Linked DNA regions of Homo sapiens: region 2 is linked to region 1. A link is a loop called in an ENCODE intact Hi-C map of the cell type or tissue named here. Cell type or tissue: PC-9. All regions are shown on one strand.

What was found. A loop is a pair of places that touch in the nucleus more often than their neighbours do. Peaks named below come from ENCODE experiments on the same cell type or tissue, not always from the same donor. Only the 100,000 strongest peaks of a DNase experiment are listed, where the experiment ranks them.
Region 2: it touches region 1 in a loop (10-fold over the local background); 1 of 110 quality-filtered maps calls a loop at or near these places.

What each region holds. Positions count from the first base shown.
Region 1 is chr1:43,832,647-43,836,646 of GRCh38, reverse strand. All of the region lies in intron 4 of ST3GAL3 (ST3 beta-galactoside alpha-2,3-sialyltransferase 3), which reads right to left. Among named protein-coding and RNA genes, the nearest start is that of MIR6079, 4.0 kb to the left of the region's middle. RefSeq lists enhancers at 945-1,712, 1,713-2,480. In PC-9, no CTCF peak of the experiment used is centred here; DNase peaks (open chromatin) are centred at 1,346 and 2,206; H3K4me3 peaks cover 1,249 bases; H3K27ac peaks cover 3,835 bases.
Region 2 is chr1:43,371,505-43,375,504 of GRCh38, reverse strand. LOC112268225 (a long non-coding RNA gene) reads right to left here. Exons shown (of 2, transcript XR_007066049.1): 1 at 1-4,000. Among named protein-coding and RNA genes, the nearest start is that of ELOVL1, 5.5 kb to the right of the region's middle. RefSeq lists an enhancer at 1,677-2,876. In PC-9, no CTCF peak of the experiment used is centred here; DNase peaks (open chromatin) are centred at 2,274 and 3,134; H3K27ac peaks cover 3,313 bases.

The DNA of each region.
Region 1 (4,000 bases):
CTGCCAAAACTCTGGTGCCCAGCTGCTCTACTGTGCTGGGGCCCTGTGGCAAGCCTACCCTCCAGGCTGCCTTCTGCAGGGTCTGGACTGGGTGGGTGTGGGGTGGTGGTACCAGAAATGATGATGCCACTGCCTAGTGTGTGTCATGTCTGATTCACCACAGACCCCTCGGGCCTAGCCCAGAGCCTTACACAGAGTAACTGCTCATTGAACACAAACTCATCTGATCAATGCACAATTTCTTTTAGAAATCTACATTTTCAAGCATCCCCCACCACGGAAATTCAAAGCCTGAAATGCAAATCTGAAGGCTGAGTGACAAGCCAAGGAGTTGGGACTTTATTTGGTAGGCAAAAGAAAGCCAAAAGTCTAACAAGAGAAAAACAATATTTTCTTATGTAAACAACTGTATTTTTGAAATGAAATATAAACCTCAGTGCAATTACAGAACTGACTAGAAGCTTTTTGACTAGGCACAGTGACAAAAACGTTCTAGATGTTTTCAGTTAGCTCTCTCAACAACTCTGTGAGTTGGTGCTATGAATTAATTTACACACAAGGCCTAGAAAGATGAAGAGACTAATCCAAGATCATACAAGTGGTAGACACTGGATTAGAACCCAAGGTCTCTAACACCAGTGGAGGAACTCTTAACAGGGCACTGCCACCAACACGGTCACGGAGGAAGGCACAGGACAGCACAGGAGTGGTCAACACAGTCAGACACGGGGTGGAGAAGACAGTCCAGAAGGCCTCACACAGCTTTGGTCTGCGGCAGTAAGGCATTTTGAGTCTCTTCATGTCCTGTCCCCAGTCCCCACCATCTGCTTGCCTGCCTTGTGCTGTGAGTTCCTGTGGTCTTTCTGAATTCCAGAAAGTTTCATAAACAGCAGAAAGATGGACAGCAGGTGCCCTTCTTAACACAGTGCAGTGCAGAAATAAATGAACAACAGACAGACCTTTGGCCACCTCTTTTCTCTCTAGTTTACCCCATCAACTTTTGGCAAGGTACTTAAAGAATAAGGGCTGTGGGACAGTCCAGGGGGCACAGGATCACGTCATCTACAATGGAGAGGGAGCTGGAGCCCAGCAGGCAAGGCAGGAGATACTGCTCTCTCCATGGCAGTGGAAGGCAGTCCAATATCAAGGATGATGGGCTCCAAATCAACCCCTCATTTAGAAAGCGACAGTAACTCCTAAAACGTACAACTCTGGGTACAGTGGGTCATGTCAAGTTATTACCAAATTAAAATGCCTTAGAAATGGCCTCCTGACTATCCCAGTGAGAGAAGAATAGGGGGAGTGTTGGGGATTCTGAGTCATCCAGCAGGCTGGGACCTCTGGGGCAGTTAGCGGTCAAAACCACCAAGATTAACGGTCGCCAACTCCCTGGGGCCAGAATAGTCAGTCTCTCTAAGGCACTCACACTCCAAATGCCAGCAGGCCCCCACAGATGTCTGATCAAATCACTCAGCCCTTGTTCTTCTCCTACTCTGCAGCTGGCCTTTCATTTTGGGAGATTTAGCATTAAACCCAGTAAGAGCACCCATTGTCCTGCAAACGTGACTACCAAGCCCCTGGGGTGAAGAGTGTTACCACTGCACTCACAAGAGGAAATCCAGATGGACAGGCTGGAGCCCCAAAGAAGGAACCAGACGCTTCCACTCTCCTGCTTCACTCAGAAGGACTGAGTTTAAGGAATCAGGCCAAGCAATGGGTCATAAATGGAAAAAGCATCAGATCTGGAATCAGAAACTGTCACAGAGGACACTGACAAGCAAGTGATGGAAAATCTGATTTTCAACTTCCCCATGTGCAGTGGAAACCATGTAATTCCAAGAATCGCATCAGGATGTGGTGAGGGAGCACATTTGGAGGGGACACACATGCTGTGTGACACGCGTGGCTGCCATAAGCGCCTGGCTCGGGTTCAGATCCAACCACAGGGAGAGTCACCACATGATATCTAGTGGGAGGGTGCCCTGGCTGACGTGTGTCTGAAGGATCAGCATTTGGGAGATGAGGAGTAGCACTGCAGGAGGCTGAAAGAGCAGGAGAGTGTGAGGCTGTGGTCAACGAAGTGTCTTAGGAAGGACGCAGAGACCAACTGCGTCACACACTGTGGAGGTCCAGTAAGGTGTGGCCACAGGACTAAATGCTGGATTCGGCAACAGGGAGGTCACCACCAACCTCAACAACAGCCATTCCACTGGAATGTGGAGGTGAAACTCGTTTCACTGGGTTTAAGAGAAAACAGGAAGAGACAAACTGAAGTCATGAAACACAGACTATTTTTAGGAGTTCTGCTACAAAGGAACAAAGAAATGGGGCAATAGCCGGAGCGGGGAAGCAGGGTAAAGTGTTTTTTGAGGTTAGGAAATATTTCCCCAAGTTTACAAGCTGGTTAGAATAAAAGAAAAACTCACAATGCAGTAGAGATAGGACAGTTGTAGGGAGAATGTTTCTTTTTGTTGTGTTTGTTTTCTGAGACGGGGTCTCACTCTGTTGCCCAGGCTGGAGTGTGGTGGCATGATCTCGGCTCACTGCAACCTCCACCTCCGAGGTCCAAGTGATTCTCCTGCCTCAGCCTCCCGAGAAGCTGAGGTTACAGGCGCCTGCCACCGCGCCCGGCTAATTTTTGCATTTTTAGTAGAGACAAGGTTTCACCATGTTGGCCAGGTTGGGGGAGAATGCCTGTGAGAAGGCGGAGGGGGAAAGGATCTAGCGCAAAACTGGAAGGGCTGGCCTTAGCTCTGCTCCCTTAGCCCGCCTTGGCCAGGGATGCCTATTTTCTAAGCACCACTTCCCTTGCGAACTTTCCATGATACTTCCCTTCTCAGGTAGAACCCATCCCCCTGTGGACCTGCGCCACCTAGGGCAGACCTTCATCTTCACTTGCTCACTTGTTCCCCCATTCTCCTACCGCCTTCCCCTTTCTGCCTCTCATTTCCACAGGCAACAAATATTTAGAGACAATAGAGTCACTCTGCTTGGATTTTTATCCTGGCTCTCTTAATAGCTGTGTGATTTGGGGCATGTCTTTTAAATTGTTTTGTGCCCTTAATTTGCACATCTTTAAAAGTGGGATTATACTAGTACTTACTTTATAAAATTTTTTTGTTAAGAGTTATGCTGAGAAAGAAGGGCTGGCACTGAGTACGGTGTCTGGCCCCTCGCTGGTGCTCAGTACATGCTAACTAACTGGCCTGGGATTAAGGATACAATGATGACTAGGACATAGTTAAGGCCTAGCATTACACTCCATTACACTGAAGAGTAATTGTCCATTTAAATATCTTTCTCTCATAGAATATGATCATTTTAGCAAAGCATGTATGGCACAGAATATACAAGTACCCAATAAAATGCTGGACTGAAATCAGTTGGTTACCTTGCCTTGGAAGGTTAATCAACAGGAAGTGTAAGGGGGAAGTGGGGTGATGGCCAGGGAAACTGGGGAAGAGTCATTGACAGTGATTCCTGAGGACTCTACAGATCAGTGATGGACATTGTGTAACCATCAGTCTAGTTTCTAGAACCATCTCAGAGAGGACTGGACTCAGATCAGCCCCTACCATGCCTGCTCCCTCGTTTCATGTGCTAATTTAGTTTAAAGCATTCCTTATGAGAAAAGAAGACCATGTAGGCAGCACTTAGCACACTGCCTAACAACCCAGCAGCTTAATCAAAGCCAGTGTTACCATGCTAGGGGGACATGCATGAGCGTGCAGATGAGCCTCTCTACACAGAGCTCTTTCCATCCACAGAGGAGGGAATTCTTCAATTCCATCTTCTACCTTCCTCATGAGGATGCCTTTCTCCAAGTACTAGAGAGTTGTTTCTGGGATAATGACATGAGGAGGGAAATGGCAGAAGCAGCTTCGCCTAGCTTGAGTAATCCTATTCTGTCATTAAATATTTTCACTTTAATTTTTTTTTTGAAATAGCCTTTACTGCCATAGATCCTCTCAAGCCCCAAGATGGAAATGTTTCTCCTTAA
Region 2 (4,000 bases), 460 kb after region 1:
GATTCTCCTGCCTCAGCTTTCTAAGTAGCTGGGACTACAGGCACACGCCACCACACCCACCTAATTTTGTATTTTTAGTAGAGATTGGGTTTCACCATGTTGGTCCAGGCTGGTCTCTAACTCCTGACCTCAATTGATCCACCCACCTTGGCCTCCCAAATTGTTGGGATTACAAGTGTGAACCACTATGCCCGTCCCCAAGTTTGTCTTTTTAAAATACAGTGGGGATCATATCAGCCTGCCACTTAAAATCTTCAGAGACGGGCCGGGCGTGGTGGCTCACGCCTGTAATCCCAACACTTTGGGAGGTCGAGGCGGGCGGATCACAAGGTCAGGAGATCGAGACCATCCTGGCTAACACAGTGAAACCCTGTCTCTACTGAAAATACAAAAAATTAGCCGGGTGTGGTGGCGAGCACCTGTAGTCCCAGCTACTCGGGAGGCTGAGGCAGGAGAATGGTGTGAACCCAGGAGGCGGAGCTTGCAGTGAGCCAAGATCGCACCACTGCACTCCAGCCTGGGCGACAGAGTGAGACTCTGTCGCAAAAAAAAAAAAAAAAATCTTCAGAGACACCCCAATATAAAGTAAACTCATTTTTTAAAATTCAAAACATTTCATGATCTGGGGCCACTCATTAACCTTCTATCATATGAAGGCCTTTCGTTAGCCATATCCTTTAGCCCAAGGGTCCCCAACCCCTGGGCCATGGACCAGTACTGGTCTGTGACCTGTTAGGAACCAGGCCGCACAGCAGAAGGTGAGTGGTGGGCAAGTCAGCAAGCATTAATGCCTGAGCTCCGCCTTCTGACAGGTCAGCAGCAGCATTAGATTCTCATAGGAGTGGGAACCCTATTGTGAACTGTGCATGCAAGGGATCTAGGCTGTGCACTCCTTATGAGAATCTAATGAATGCCTGATGATCTGAGGTGGAACAGTTTCCTCCTGAAACCATCCCCCTGCCCCTTGCCCCCCACATCACCACAAGCCCCCATCCTTGGAAAAATTGTCTTCCACAAAACGAAACTGGTCCCTGGTGCCAAAAAGGTTGGGGACTGTTGCTTTAGCCAAACAGAATCCCTTGCAATTCTCTACCTGTCCTGTGTTTTCCTATATCCATTCCTTTGTCTGTGCTTTTTCCTCAGCCTGAAACACCTGTGTTGCTTTCACCTTACCCGGTCTGTGACCTTGAGCAAAGCCTTCAACCTCTGATTCCAGTTTTTTTTTTATCTATTAAGAGGTGATCATAGAACTTACCTGACAGGATGGAAACATTCGAACATAGGGAATGCAGCTGGCTTCATCCTTGCCAGAAAAAGTACTAATAGAATTATAAGCTTCTCATTCCCCTCTTGGTCCTTCTCACGTGTCTTCTGGATCTTGCTAACTCCCTTTCCTCCATCTTGATAGCATCCCCTGGTTTGCCCCCTAACAAAAAGCCTCTCCTTTCTCTCCGGAGCTTTTCCTGCAGGTTCTATCACATCCCTTTCCCCGTTCCTAAGTTTCTTTTGTTCAGTTCAATGAACAGTGAATGATACCCATAGTATGTAGGCACTGGTTACCCACTGATGGATCAGACATTGGCCCTGACTTTCAGGGTTCCAGGCCAACTCTCAAATTGCAGAAGATACAAAGAATGTTTGCATGCAGTCTCTCCCCTCTGCCAGCCCGATGTCTTTCCAGCCCTGGTTCCTTCAGCCAAGGTCCCAGCCTGCTTTGGAAGAGGATACCAGCTAGCTGGCTGGGGCCCAAGAAACATGCAGAATTATTAACTGGCAAACCCTTTGCCCTCATCTTCACTCTCTCGTCCTCACAGGCTAACCCTCCCATCAGCTCTTCTGTGTGGGTACTGTGTAGGAAGTGTCCTTTGTCCTTTACAGGATGGAGAATGGAGAAGCTTGACACAGCCCCCAGGAGGCTGCTTCCATCTCCACCTGCCAGTTCTGTTGCCCTTCAATCTGGACCTTCAGTTCCTATTCATAGCTGATACCCCGTGTCTTATTGTCTTTTCCCTCCACTCTTCTGCTGACTCACTCATGAACATGCAGGCATACCTTTTTCCATTTTTTTCCTCATTGCCATTTCTGCTTCTCTATCCTACCTCCATTTAATATTTGTGCTGAAACATATAAAGCCTCAAAAAATCATGGGAATTGAGTTCATACAGACAGTGGTTTTCAGGCTGAACTTTTAGAAACAACATCCATGGTTTCTCTTCTTGAGAAAGAGGATGGAGACGGGCCCTTTGAAGAGCAGTGAGTGAGGAGTGAGTCAGACAGGGTGGGACCTGGGGGAAGTTGCCACCTCATTTCCCATTAGTCAGGAAGGCTCCATGAAATGGATGGAATTTTAGTTGTTGGACTGGGTTTTCTTTCCCCACTACACCTGGCCTTCATCCTTATCAAACCTATGAGTTCCTTGACCTCTTCAGTTTATCCAGTTTATCAGTGTACCCTTGGTTTAGTTTCATCTACTCAGCCTTCACTGAACCCTCTCCCAAGCAAGGCCTTCCATCTCGCTTCCCTGCAGATCCCAAATGGTCCTATTTCTGCTCTCCTGACTCCCACTCACTTAGCTCTGCGGAAAACATCACAGCCTTCTAAACTGGTACACTCCTTATGGTCTCCCACCCAGTGGGGCCTTCCACTTAGCTGTTCACTAAGCTTTCCCAGCATTCCATCATCAGTTACTCCAGAGTGAACCACTTCCCTACAATTCTTTATCCCATCACCTACCCATCCCCCATGTTCAGCAACTACCTAACATCTGACTGAAGGAAAAAATAGACTCCTTTAGACAAAACTCCCTCAATTTCCTCCCATTCCACTGACGAACTTACTCTATTTCCGTTCTCCTTAGCCAGAGGCTACTCTCTTCATGTGTATGCTGGATCCCATTGTCACTCTCCATACAGCATATAAACATGCTTTGGCCTCTTCCCATTAAGAACAACCATCTAGCATCAATCTGGAGGTGAGAGCCAGGCACTGATATTTTAAAAGCTCCCCAGTTGATTCTAGTTGCAGCCAGGGCTGAAAAACATATACAGAATAAAATCCAGTCTTCTTGCTGTGGCATACAAGGCTCTTCATAAACTGACTCATGCCTACCTTTCTTGCCCTCCCATATGCCCTCTGAACTGGAGTCATACCAAACTACTTAGCGTTCCCAAACCCGCCACATCTCTTGCTTCTATGCCTTCACATACATGCTTCGCTCCACTTAGAATGCCTTTCCCTGCTTCCTAGAAAGTGTCCTTTTTTTTCTTTCTTTTTTTTTTTTTTGAGATGGAGTCTCGCTCTTGTCGCCCAGGCTGGAGTGCAGTGGTACAACCTCAGCTCACTGCAACCTCCGCCTCCTGCCTTCAAGTGGTTCTCCTGCCTCAGCCTCCTGAGTAGCTGGAATTTCAGGCGCCTGCCACCAGGCCTGGCTAATTTTTGTGTATTTTTTAGTAGAGACAGGGTTTCACCATGTTGGCCAGTCTGGTCTCGAACTCCTGACCTCAGGTGATCCACCGACCTCAGCCTCCTAAAGTGCTGGGATTACAGGCATGAGCCACCTTACGCGGCCTAGAAAGTGACCTTTAATGCTCAATTAAGTGTCATTTTTGCATCACCTTTAAGAATTAGCCTCCATACTGAGTTAAGGTGCCCCCGCACCCCAGTGCTTTCATAACCCTCTGGGTTTATCTCTATGGGAACACTCACCACATATATAATTGCTCATCTATATGTCTGTCTTTTCCATCAGACTGAGTGTTTTGCAGGAACCCCAGGGCCATGAAGATGCCATTTGGTAGGATTTGGGGCTAAGTGGTCTATATCAGATATTTGAGCATCCTCAAATATTTGGCAAACATCCATTCACTGTTTGCCAAACTGAACAAAAGAAACTCAGGAAGGGGGAGAGGGGTATGATAGAACCTGGGACAAGAGCTGAACAACTGTCTTTGAGCATGTTCATTCATGTAGTCAGTCAGCATTTATTGAGGGCCTGCCATGG